Linked DNA regions of Homo sapiens: regions 1 and 2 are each linked to region 3. The links are chromatin contacts, found by Hi-C in ENCODE. All regions are on one chromosome and are shown on one strand. The core of a region is the stretch at or near the end of the contact, and the rest is flanking DNA. Distances in the headings are between cores, read along the strand shown. Region 1 holds the start of ZNF609 (zinc finger protein 609). Region 2 overlaps CSNK1G1 (casein kinase 1 gamma 1). Region 3 holds the start of USP3 (ubiquitin specific peptidase 3).

Region 1 (3,303 bases), core at 99-2,598, 960 kb before region 3:
ACAGCCTAAACCAGCACTCCCTCCCCCAAGACAAAGCAGCAGGGGTGAAATTAACTCAAGGCTGCAGAGCAAAGCCTAATACAGAAAAGGGAGGCCTGTAGGGGCTTGGGGACTCTCCTCAACCCCTTAGGCTCTGGACACATGGCTGGAAACAGACAGGCTTTCTTCCCTATCTTTCTCACTCTCATTTAGGTAGGGAGCTGTTTCTTAGAGAATTTAATCATCCGTGATTTGTTCAGAAATATTCCCCCTGAAGGGCTCTGATCTCTCCACCCTGTGTGAGCCTAATTCCTCGAAGCTGAAATGACTGTTTGCTGCTGCCTGTTTCACAAACACACATTAATTGGTCAGATGTGTCTCCTCCTCCTCAACCCCAGAGGGAGGAAGGAGAATCTGAGCAAAGCACAGAGATGATCCAACCGTAATTACACATAAAGGGAAAAGAGGGCAGCATGGGTTTTCCAAACAGGATAGGGTCACAAACCCTCCCGGGGGTACAAGGATAGCAGTTGAGGTCCAGGCCCAGGGATCCCTCCATCTTGAAGAAAAGGACAGGAGTAAATGTGACCTGAAGACTGTTAGGGGCACACACCCACAACCTACTTACTGCAGGATCCCAGCCACCTTGCTCCCCACTCCTAGGTCACGCACACGTCCTGCTTCCGACCCTATGCTCTGAACAACCACCACCGCCCCCGCCCCCCCTCCCCCGCCAACTCCCTGACTGGCCCCAGTCGCCCCGAGCGCCCTCAACATACCCAGACTCGCCTCAGAAACTCTCTGGCCTGCTCCCATAACCTAGCCAGACCCTAATCCCCTCCCGGGCACCCCTACCCTCAGCCTGAACCGGCCGTGGCCACGCTTTGAACTTCACCCCGCGCCCCTCGACGCCCCCTCCCCCACCCACGCAACGACCCCCCCTACACACCTTCCCCTCGCTCCGCCCCAGCCCCCCCAACCCCCACTTCCTCCGTCAGGCAGCGCCGCCGCCCCCGGCCCCCATCAGATCCCCTCAGCCCCGCGCCCCATCGGTGCCGCCGCCTCTTTCCTCCCCCAGTCCCGGCTCCACACAAAGCTCCGGACTCACCGCGCGGCCGGTCCCGGGAGCCGCCACCTCCGCCCGCCCGGGGCCCCGGGCCGTAGAGCCGCCGCTGCTACGGGGCCCAGGCCGCCATCCGTTCCCGCGGCCCCTCCCCCCCACCCCACCCCGGCTCCGGCTCCGGCTCCGGCTCTGGCTCTCTGCCCCCTCCCCGCGCCTCTCCGCCCCGCCCGGCCGGTGCCGCTGTGTCCGGGGCCGCGGGTCCCTCAGCCGCCGCCACCGCCGCCGCCGCCGCGATCCGGGACAACCAGAGTCACCCGGAAGACGCGGACACTGGACTGCCAGGCCCTCGGATCCGGATTCCGCGCTTGTGTGGAGTCTGGAGCCGGTGAGCGCAGGGGAAACCCGGAACCTGGATGAAGGAGCGAAATCCTGGGTCTCGGAATGCGCGCTCACCCGGAGCCCAGATTAGGGAGTCTTAGCTCAGGGAATGCTGGAAAACCCGGCGTGCCGGTTAGAACCAAGATAAACTCAAAGAAACCTGGATTAGAGAGCTCGAACCTAACGCTGTCCCCTCGTGGGCAGTAGAACTCTCGCTGGATCAGACTTCCTCATAGAGAGGTCTCTGGGGGGAGTATTGCACCTTATAACACAGAAGACACCTCTTCTGTAGTTGTCCTTCAACCACAGAGAGGAAAGGGCCGTAGGGGATCTGAACATGGGCATCCACAAAGAACAGAAGAGCAATCACAGCTCCTGATGGTTTCATCCATTTTACCCCTTAGTTCAGCAAAGTACCAACCTCCTAATTTTTTATCCTTTGTTCTCCAGCTTTCTCTTTTAGGATTACCACTTGCTTTTCTCCCCAAAGCACCCATTTCTAATCCCTCTATATATCCCTTTTCCCCTCACCATCCTCTATCACTAAATCTTGTTGCCTTTTATTATCTAAAAACCTTATTCTGTCCTTCTCCAACCCACCATTCTAAGGATTGTAGCTTTTATTTTTCCTTATCTGCTATTCATCTCTGATTGCCCAGCATACTATCTAGTGCACAGTAGGCATTCAGTCCATGTTTAAGTGAGCCCTCCCACCCAGCTTTCACTTGTGAAACATCTATTCATGACGACCTCCTAAGACTTCCATCTCATTCCATAGCAAACAAATTTACCTTAATTCTCAAGGCCTCCCACATCCTAGCCCCTATTATGTCCTTCCTGTGTCCTTGACCATTTTATTTTGCTTTGCATTTATCTTACCTTTTTTCCCTTATCCTGGGGCATCCTTCAACAGTGCCACTCAAGATAGCATGTGACTTGGAGATAAAGTGAGGTCATAAAAAGGTGGGGGGAGGGGTTGATAGCTAAAGATAAAAGTAAACCTTTCTGGTCTAGGAAAAATAATCTCTCTTTGGTCCACCAATAGTCATGTTGTTAGACAGTACAGGGGCAGAACTGATCCCAGGTGACAGCGAACTTCCAATGTATACTAGACAAAGTTACAAGTGAGGATTCAGCTACTTAGCAGGTGGAGACAGAGAAGGGTTTAGTGTTTTAGACTTAGGCATGATTTAATTAAGGATTAAACATTCCAGTAGTCATCTCCCACTGAAGGAGCATGACTCTGCCATTGGAGAGAACTAGACTGCAAAAATAGGGAACAAAGGAAGGTAAACATTCCTGCAGTGAACTCCAAGTTTCAGCCAGAGAAAGTTCTCAAGCCTCGAAGAACCACTAAAAATTTTCAAGTGATCAGATGTCCCACATAGTAAACAAACCTTAAGTTTTGATTTACTGTTCCTCTAGACCAAGGGTTGGCAAACTGCATCTCACAGGTCAAATCAGGCTCACCACCTGTTTTAACATGTCCCATGAGCTAGAATGATTTTTACATTTTTAAACAGTTAAATAATCAAAATACTATTTCATGATGTGAAAATGATATGAAATTCAAATTTCAGGCCAGGTGCGGTGGCTCACGCCTGTAATCTCAGCACTTTGGGAGGCTGAGGCGGGCGGATCACGTGAGGTCGGGAATTCGAGACCAGGCTGACCAACATGGAGAAACCCCGTAAAAATACAAAAGTAGCCGGGCGTGGTGGTACATGCTTGTAATCCCAGCTACTTGAGAGGCTGAGGCAGGAGAATCGCTTGAACCCGGGAGGCGGAGGTTGCAATGAGCCGAAATCTTGCCACTGCACTCCAGCCTGGGCAACAAGAATGAAACTGTCTTAAAATACAAACAAAAAAATAGTTTTATTGGC
Region 2 (2,945 bases), core at 298-2,797, 740 kb before region 3:
GTCACATAGCAGTCAGCAAGTAGTTCAGTGGCAGAAAGAAGTTAGAAAGATTTAATAAGCTTGCCTTTTTAGATTTTTACCAATGTTATTAATAAAAATATTCCTTGTGATGGTTAAAAAAAGGAAATTTATTTTGAAAGAAGATCAATTGACAAGAAAATAGACAAGATTTCACCATGTGTCCTTGTAAATGTGAGCATGAACACCAGAGCTTGTTTTTAACTTAGAGGCACAGCATTCCTCCCCCTATTTTTTCAGAGTAAGTTCTCAGCTGCAAGTATGACTCATTGGTAGTTAATGTTTGAGCAGCCAGTGCGCATATGCCACTCTTTTGATTACCAAGGTGATGTTGCAGCATTGTAAATAAACAACCTTTTGTGCCAAAGCCACACAAAGACCACAGTAACATAATTAGTGTTTTTACTCACTAGTGTTTTGTCTGTCATTGTTCATTACTGTCCAGTGAATTATAAAATATTTGGATTTCCTGACAATGAATACTTAAACAAAAAGCCCATTGTGACTTAGGTTTGTTCAGTGAATTAATCATTGCTTATAAATGTATGAAATTATTTGGGAAAAATGATTGATTATGAATTTAAAGAATACCTATTGCTGTGATATCCAGAGCTTGAGACATTAAATTCCTAAAATAGGAACTTTTTGTTGTCCTGGGACTATGACCATTTTCTTCAGTACCCAACTCTTAATCATTACCTTGGCCTTTTGGACCCCAGTTTCACATTGATGACCTGATCTAGAAATTCATACCAATTCTCTAATTATGTAGAGATAGAACAAAAATGACAGCACTGGGTAATTGTGAATGTGGTTCTGGTTGGAGGTCTTCCACATTGTCTCTGCTTTTCCTTGTGTGATCTCTAACTCTTTCTCTTCCATTCCACTTTGTTTTCTAGTGAGTGGTCACACTTTTCAAGCTTTGTTTCTTGATTACAGTTTTACCACCAAGATTTTCAAGACTTAATGCTTAAGAATTGATATCTCCAAGATAATCAGGGAAGAAAGTAAAGGGGACCATGAGAACCTTGAAACTGAGAATAAGCATTTTATTTTCCTGTTAGCTATCATTTTTTCATTTCTTATAGAAACCAAATTGTAAAATCTTATAACTATTTTTCTTATTTTCTTCAATCATCAATGTTATGTTAATTGTATTATGGTCACCATAGGCAAGTTTTAATTTCTTTTCTTTTTATGGGAATGATTTTAGGTTTCAGTATTTCCTTAGGGTCTTTTACTTAGGAAGATACATACATTATCAATTTAAAAATTTTCCAATCCATAAATCTTTTTTCCAGCATAGCTCTCAGTTTTGCTTGTATTCTAGCACACAGGAACAAGATTTGGTGGATGAGAGGTTTGGGGCAGAGATATGAAAGAGTCTGTGGCCGAAACAGATCCGTATTAGGAAGAGTGACAGTATGAGAATGACTCCATAGCTGACCACATGACAACAGCGTGGTATATGTTCGTTAATTGACTAGAAGATGAATAAGCCAGAACCAAGCATGCAGCTGAAGTGGGAGGAAAAAGGGAGGGAGGGGATGAGTCAGCAAGGACCAGAGCAAATGAAAGAGGATTGAGGGTTTAGAGGGTAGGTAAACGGCAGGATAATAGGATTCTTTGCAGTAAATGACAGGAAAATGGAGGTCTCTGACATAACCTGAAATTTCTAAGTCTAGGCTCCCATATCCTGGCTTCCCAGCAGCTATTGTAATCTAGTGACTCTTCTGATTTGGCTCTCTTATAAAGGAGAAGCTAATCCTCAAATTAAAAAATGACAAGATTCCTCCCCCCCCCCCTTTTTTTTTTTTTTAAAGAGACGGACTCTTGCTCTGATTCTGAGGCTAGAGTGTAGTGGTGCAATCGTAGCTTGCTGCAGCCTCAAATTCTTTGGCTCTAGTCATCCTCCCGCCTCAGCCTCCCAAGTAGCTGGGACTACAGGCGCAATGCACCATAGCTGGCTAATATTTTTAGTTTTTTGTAGGGATGGAGTCTCACTATGTTGACCAGGCTGGTCTTGAACTCTTGGCCCCAGGTGATCCTCTCACCTTGGCTGCCCAAAGTGCTGGGATCACAGGCATGAACCACTGTGTCCAGCCTTAACAAGACCCCAGTTGAAACTTCACAAATGCAGTAGTCAAAACAAAATCTCATTGGGCAGAGAAAGCCAGTTAACTTGTTAAATACCTAGTAGGCGGTTCATTTTTAAAATTGATACATAATATACCTATTTATGGGATATATGTGATATTTTGATACATGCATATCTATGTGTAATTATCAAGTCAGGGTGGTTAAGCTACTCATTACCTCAAACATTTACCATTTCTTTGTGTTGGGAACATTTCAAATCTACTCTTCTGGCTATTTTGAAATATACAATAAATTATTGTTAACTATAGTCACTCTGCTGTGCTATCAACACTAGAATTTATTGCTTCTAACTGTATGTTTGTACCCATTAACCAAGCTCTCTTCATCCTCCCCACACCCAACCATTCCCAGCCTCTGGTAACCATCATTCTATATGAGATCAACTTTTTAAGTTTTCACATGAGCGAGAACATGTGATATTTGTCTTTCCCTGCCTACCTTATTTCAGTTATTATAAAGGCCTCCAGTTCCATCTGTGTTGCTGCAAATGACAGAATTTCATTCTTTTTTTGTGTGTGTGTCTTTTTTTTTTTTCCTTTTTGTGGAGAACCGGGGTCTCGCTATACTGCCCAGTCAGGTCTCAAACTCCTGGGCTCAAACTATCCTCCCACCTCGCCTCTCTGAGAGCTGGGCTTACAGGTGTGAATTTCATTCTTTTTTATGGGTGAATAGTATTTCCTTGTGTGTATATGTACCACATTTTTTTGTCCTTTATCTGTTAATGGACACTTAGGTTAATTGCATATCTTTGCTATTATGAATAGAGC
Region 3 (3,358 bases), core at 1-2,500:
TTTCTGAAGTGCACAATTCGAATTGTACGCTATTAATATAACCCAAGATACCAGTGACCATCTCAAAGCTAATAAACAAAGACTAGCGGTGGCACCAGGGCCCTACCAGGAAGTAAGCAAAGCCGTGTGGCCGGTGCGATCCTAAGAAGTCGCTTAGAGCAGACAATGAGAGGGCACTGGGGCTTCCAAGGGGGCCAGCAGGAGTTAAAACGCTTAAGCTACTCAAAAGCCTTATATAAATCTAATAAGTGTTTCACAACACAGGAACTGGGAATCCCAACGCATTTTCGGACAACCCAAAAGGTCTGAAAAACAAACTCGAGCAGTCCCCTCCAAAGCAGCTGTTGGCTCAGCCTCCGAGCTTCTCAGCCCGCAGCCTGTTTTCAAACTTCACCATCCCTGACGGATGAAAGACCCCGACCTCCGCCGCCCGAGCTCCCAGCGCCTCTCGGGGTTTCGAGGTGCCCGAGCCTGCGGAGAAGGGAAAGGAAACCCGGGCCGGGTTCGGCGGAGGAGAGGAGCCCCGCGCGCCCCGCAGCCCAGACAAAGCTGCGCCCGGAGAGCGGCGCTCTTCCCGCCCTGTCTGCGGAGAAGCGCGGCGCGGGCCCCGCCACACGTGCGGCCGCCCCTCGGGGGCCGGACACCCGCCCCACAGGCGACCCCGCAACACGGACGGGCACAGCCCCCGGCCACGGCAGGGCGGGGCAAGGGCGCACGCAGCTGGCCAGGGTCCCCGCCTGCCGCTGCCCCCACGCGCTCGAGGCCTCCGCGGACTCCCGCCCCTCGCGGCCCTCTCCTTCGCTGGCCCGGCCGTCGGGCCTCGGGAAACAAAGGAGCCGCCGCCGCTCCCGCACGCGCCCGCCTCATCGCGTACCCTCCCCAGCCCGCCGGGCCCGGCTCGCCCTCGCCCCTCCCCGAGTCCGCGCGCCGGCCGCCTGCGGCCCCTAGACGGCAGGCCCGGCAGAGCCGCGGCCTCGGGTGCGCTGCGGGGCCGGCCCGTGGCCGCACTCACCGCTGCAGCACCAGGACGACGGGGAGCCGTTGGGGAACTTGGCTGAGTCCGGAGCAATGCAGACGCTGGAGCTCAGGTGTGGACACTCCATGGCCACGAGGAGGGCAGCTGGGAGGACTGCGGCTCCAGGACCCGGCGAGGTGGGGGCGGAGGAACTCCGGAGGCTCCGTCTGGTGTCGCTTCTAGCCGGGCGCTCGGCCGACGGCGGCTGCGTCTCGAGCCCTTGCGTCAAAGAAAGCACGGGCTTCCGGACGCCGGGTTTTCTCGCCCGCCGTCTCCCGGCGCCCCGCTCCGTAGAACGTGTAACTCCGAGATCCGGGTTCTGCAGCCACCCCTAGACTGGAGGCTTCCGCCTTTCCAGGCCGGCCCCTCCCCGCCCCGCCCCCGGGTCCGCCCCCGCCCAGCCCGCGGGGTGGGGTCCCGGCGAGCTCCAGCTGGTGGCGCAGAGTCCGGCTGTGTTCCGAAGTGACTTTCCTAGTCACGCCGCTTCCCCGGCCCCGGGAAGGGTGGGGCGCCGAGCAGGGCACCCCGGGCCGTCCGCGGCGTTTCCTGCGGTGGGCGGAGGATACTGAACCTATGTGGTGCGGACTACTCGGTGGCTTCGTGGTAAAAATCCGGCCGCTCCGCAAAGTGTAAAGAAGAACTTTAAAACCTCTCGGGCAGACAGGCACCGTGGCCCTCATTTTATACACGAAGAAACAAGCTGGGGAGGCCAAGGGCCTGGCCCCGGGGGAGGCGGGCAGCGGGTTTCATGGGTGCCAGGGCAGTCCCGCCCGACTTAGCGTTAGGCTCCTTGCGGCAGGTGCGATCCGTAGCCCTTTCTAGGTTCTGAACACGTGGCGTTAGCCAGCCACCTAGATGCTGCGTGGGTGGGCCCGCAGGGGCGCCCATGAACCCACGTTCAAATCCTGTCACTGTGACTCACCATCTGCGTTACCTCCAGCACATCGTAGGACTTTCAAGCCAGGAAGTTCAAGTGAGATAAACGTAGCCTGGGATTGCTGGGCAAGCTAAACTCCCCATTACCAGGCGATAAGAAGGGAAGGGATCTAGCATTTGTTAGATACCTAAGGTCTCCCAGCCAGGCACTTCCCATACCGCATTTAAGCCTCGCAACACCCTACCAGCTGTTACCATCCCCTTTTTACCGCAGGGGGAAACCGAGTCTGTAACTTGTTGATCTGTATGGAGATTGGATCCCTGACCCTCTGACCTCTTTTTAGTGAGGGATTAGAGAAGAGGGCAAGCCTCAAGGGGCCGCTTGGGCCGGCATACCCTGGATCGAGCCTGCGATCTCACTGGGGCACTTGAGGACGTCCGGGGCTATTACAAATATTGCTTCCAAGTTGGGGCTCCTTGTAAAACCCGGCGAAGGAGCCTCGGGGCCAGAAGGCGAGCAGGAGGAGGGGGAAGACTGATGTGGCAATCCTGCGGCCAGAGCGAGAGGAGGAAGGAAGGTCAGGAAATGATTAACCGGGCCGGGCAGTGGTTAGAGCCGGGCACCTCCCCGCAATGCAGTCCTAGAGCAGCCAGGGACGCCCCGTCAATCACTTCTTACTCCTCCCTACCTCCCACGCCACAAGTCGGCCTCTTCCGCATAGACCTCTGCCTAATGGTATCCACCCACCGGGGGCACCTCTGCTCATCCTTTCCCCAGAAGTATTTCTGGGTCCTCAAAGATCTGTCCTTTTCCAAGTGGTATTTGCTGTTAGAGCAAGCCTCGGCCTGGGATTTTTATGGCAGTGATGCGTTGTGGAAAGTGCGTCTGCCTAGGAAGGCAGGCCGGCATGCTTTCAAATCTTAGCTCTGCTGCCTACTTGACGGCCAGGCTTAGCAAGCGTCTCTAGCCGTTCCAAGCCTTTTCTAGATCTGTAAAACTGGAAGAAGAATACTTGTCTCGCAAGGAACATGTGAGAATTCATGAAAATTGCCACCACATACTAGGTGGCCAATAAATTATAACTTTGTATTTGTTTTTACTGACACTAGATGAGAGCTGCTTCCCTGGGAAGCGGGAGGAGGAGAAACAATAATATCTGCCCTTGGCTCAAGTTCTTCCACCCATCTCTCCATGTCAACCTATTTGTCTTTAAGGCCTTGCTCCACCAACCTTCTGTTTCCTCCGGACACCCACCCCCACTTAGCATCCATAACCCCTTGTTCGGCCCTGGAGCATGACCTCACTCAGGCCATGCTTCATACTGGTATGTAATATTTCTTCACCCTCTCAGAGACTCCGTTTCCTAATCCCCTAGACTTCAGTTTAAACATCACTTCCTGAGGGAGTCTTTCCCGACCCTTTCCCACCCGCAGGGTACCTCCCAGTGTGTGATGTCCTTGTCTGCC

What was found. Hi-C counts contacts between places; a loop is a spot of excess contacts on that map. Pooled maps may share reads with other maps.
Region 1: a map of CD8-positive, alpha-beta T cell shows a loop between it and region 3 (26-fold over the local background). The contact joins the promoter of ZNF609 here to the promoter of USP3 in region 3. A Hi-C loop is called at or near these places in 8 of 168 maps with a recorded cell type or tissue (CD14-positive monocyte, CD8-positive, alpha-beta T cell, HCT116 and 4 more), 5 of 37 single-sample maps with no recorded cell type and 20 of 50 pooled maps.
Region 2: a pooled map shows a loop between it and region 3 (9-fold over the local background). The contact joins the enhancer-like site here to the promoter of USP3 in region 3. A Hi-C loop is called at or near these places in 5 of 37 single-sample maps with no recorded cell type and 6 of 50 pooled maps.

The regions. Positions count from the first base shown.
Region 1 is chr15:64,458,623-64,461,925 of GRCh38, reverse strand. It overlaps ZNF609 (zinc finger protein 609), which reads right to left and starts at 1,348. Exons shown (of 10, transcript NM_015042.2): 1 at 1,088-1,348. LOC105370861 (a long non-coding RNA gene) reads left to right here and starts at 1,339. Exons shown (of 3, transcript XR_932367.3): 1 at 1,339-1,427. RefSeq lists silencers at 1,017-1,116, 1,177-1,296 and an enhancer at 1,757-1,826.
Region 2 is chr15:64,245,518-64,248,462 of GRCh38, reverse strand. The region is part of intron 4 of CSNK1G1 (casein kinase 1 gamma 1); the gene reads left to right. Among named protein-coding and RNA genes, the nearest start is that of PPIB, 84 kb to the right of the region's middle. RefSeq lists enhancers at 119-413, 1,303-1,362, 1,483-1,983, 1,984-2,484. Within about 2 kb of position 1,547, at least 6 of the 41 ENCODE cell types and tissues checked have a DNase peak (open chromatin) inside an H3K27ac peak, as active enhancers do.
Region 3 is chr15:63,502,485-63,505,842 of GRCh38, reverse strand. It overlaps USP3 (ubiquitin specific peptidase 3), which reads right to left and starts at 1,250. Exons shown (of 15, transcript NM_006537.4): 1 at 1,013-1,250. The coding sequence starts at 1,103. RefSeq lists silencers at 439-518, 589-788, 859-968, 1,319-1,658 and enhancers at 1,384-2,176, 2,649-2,698, 2,177-2,970.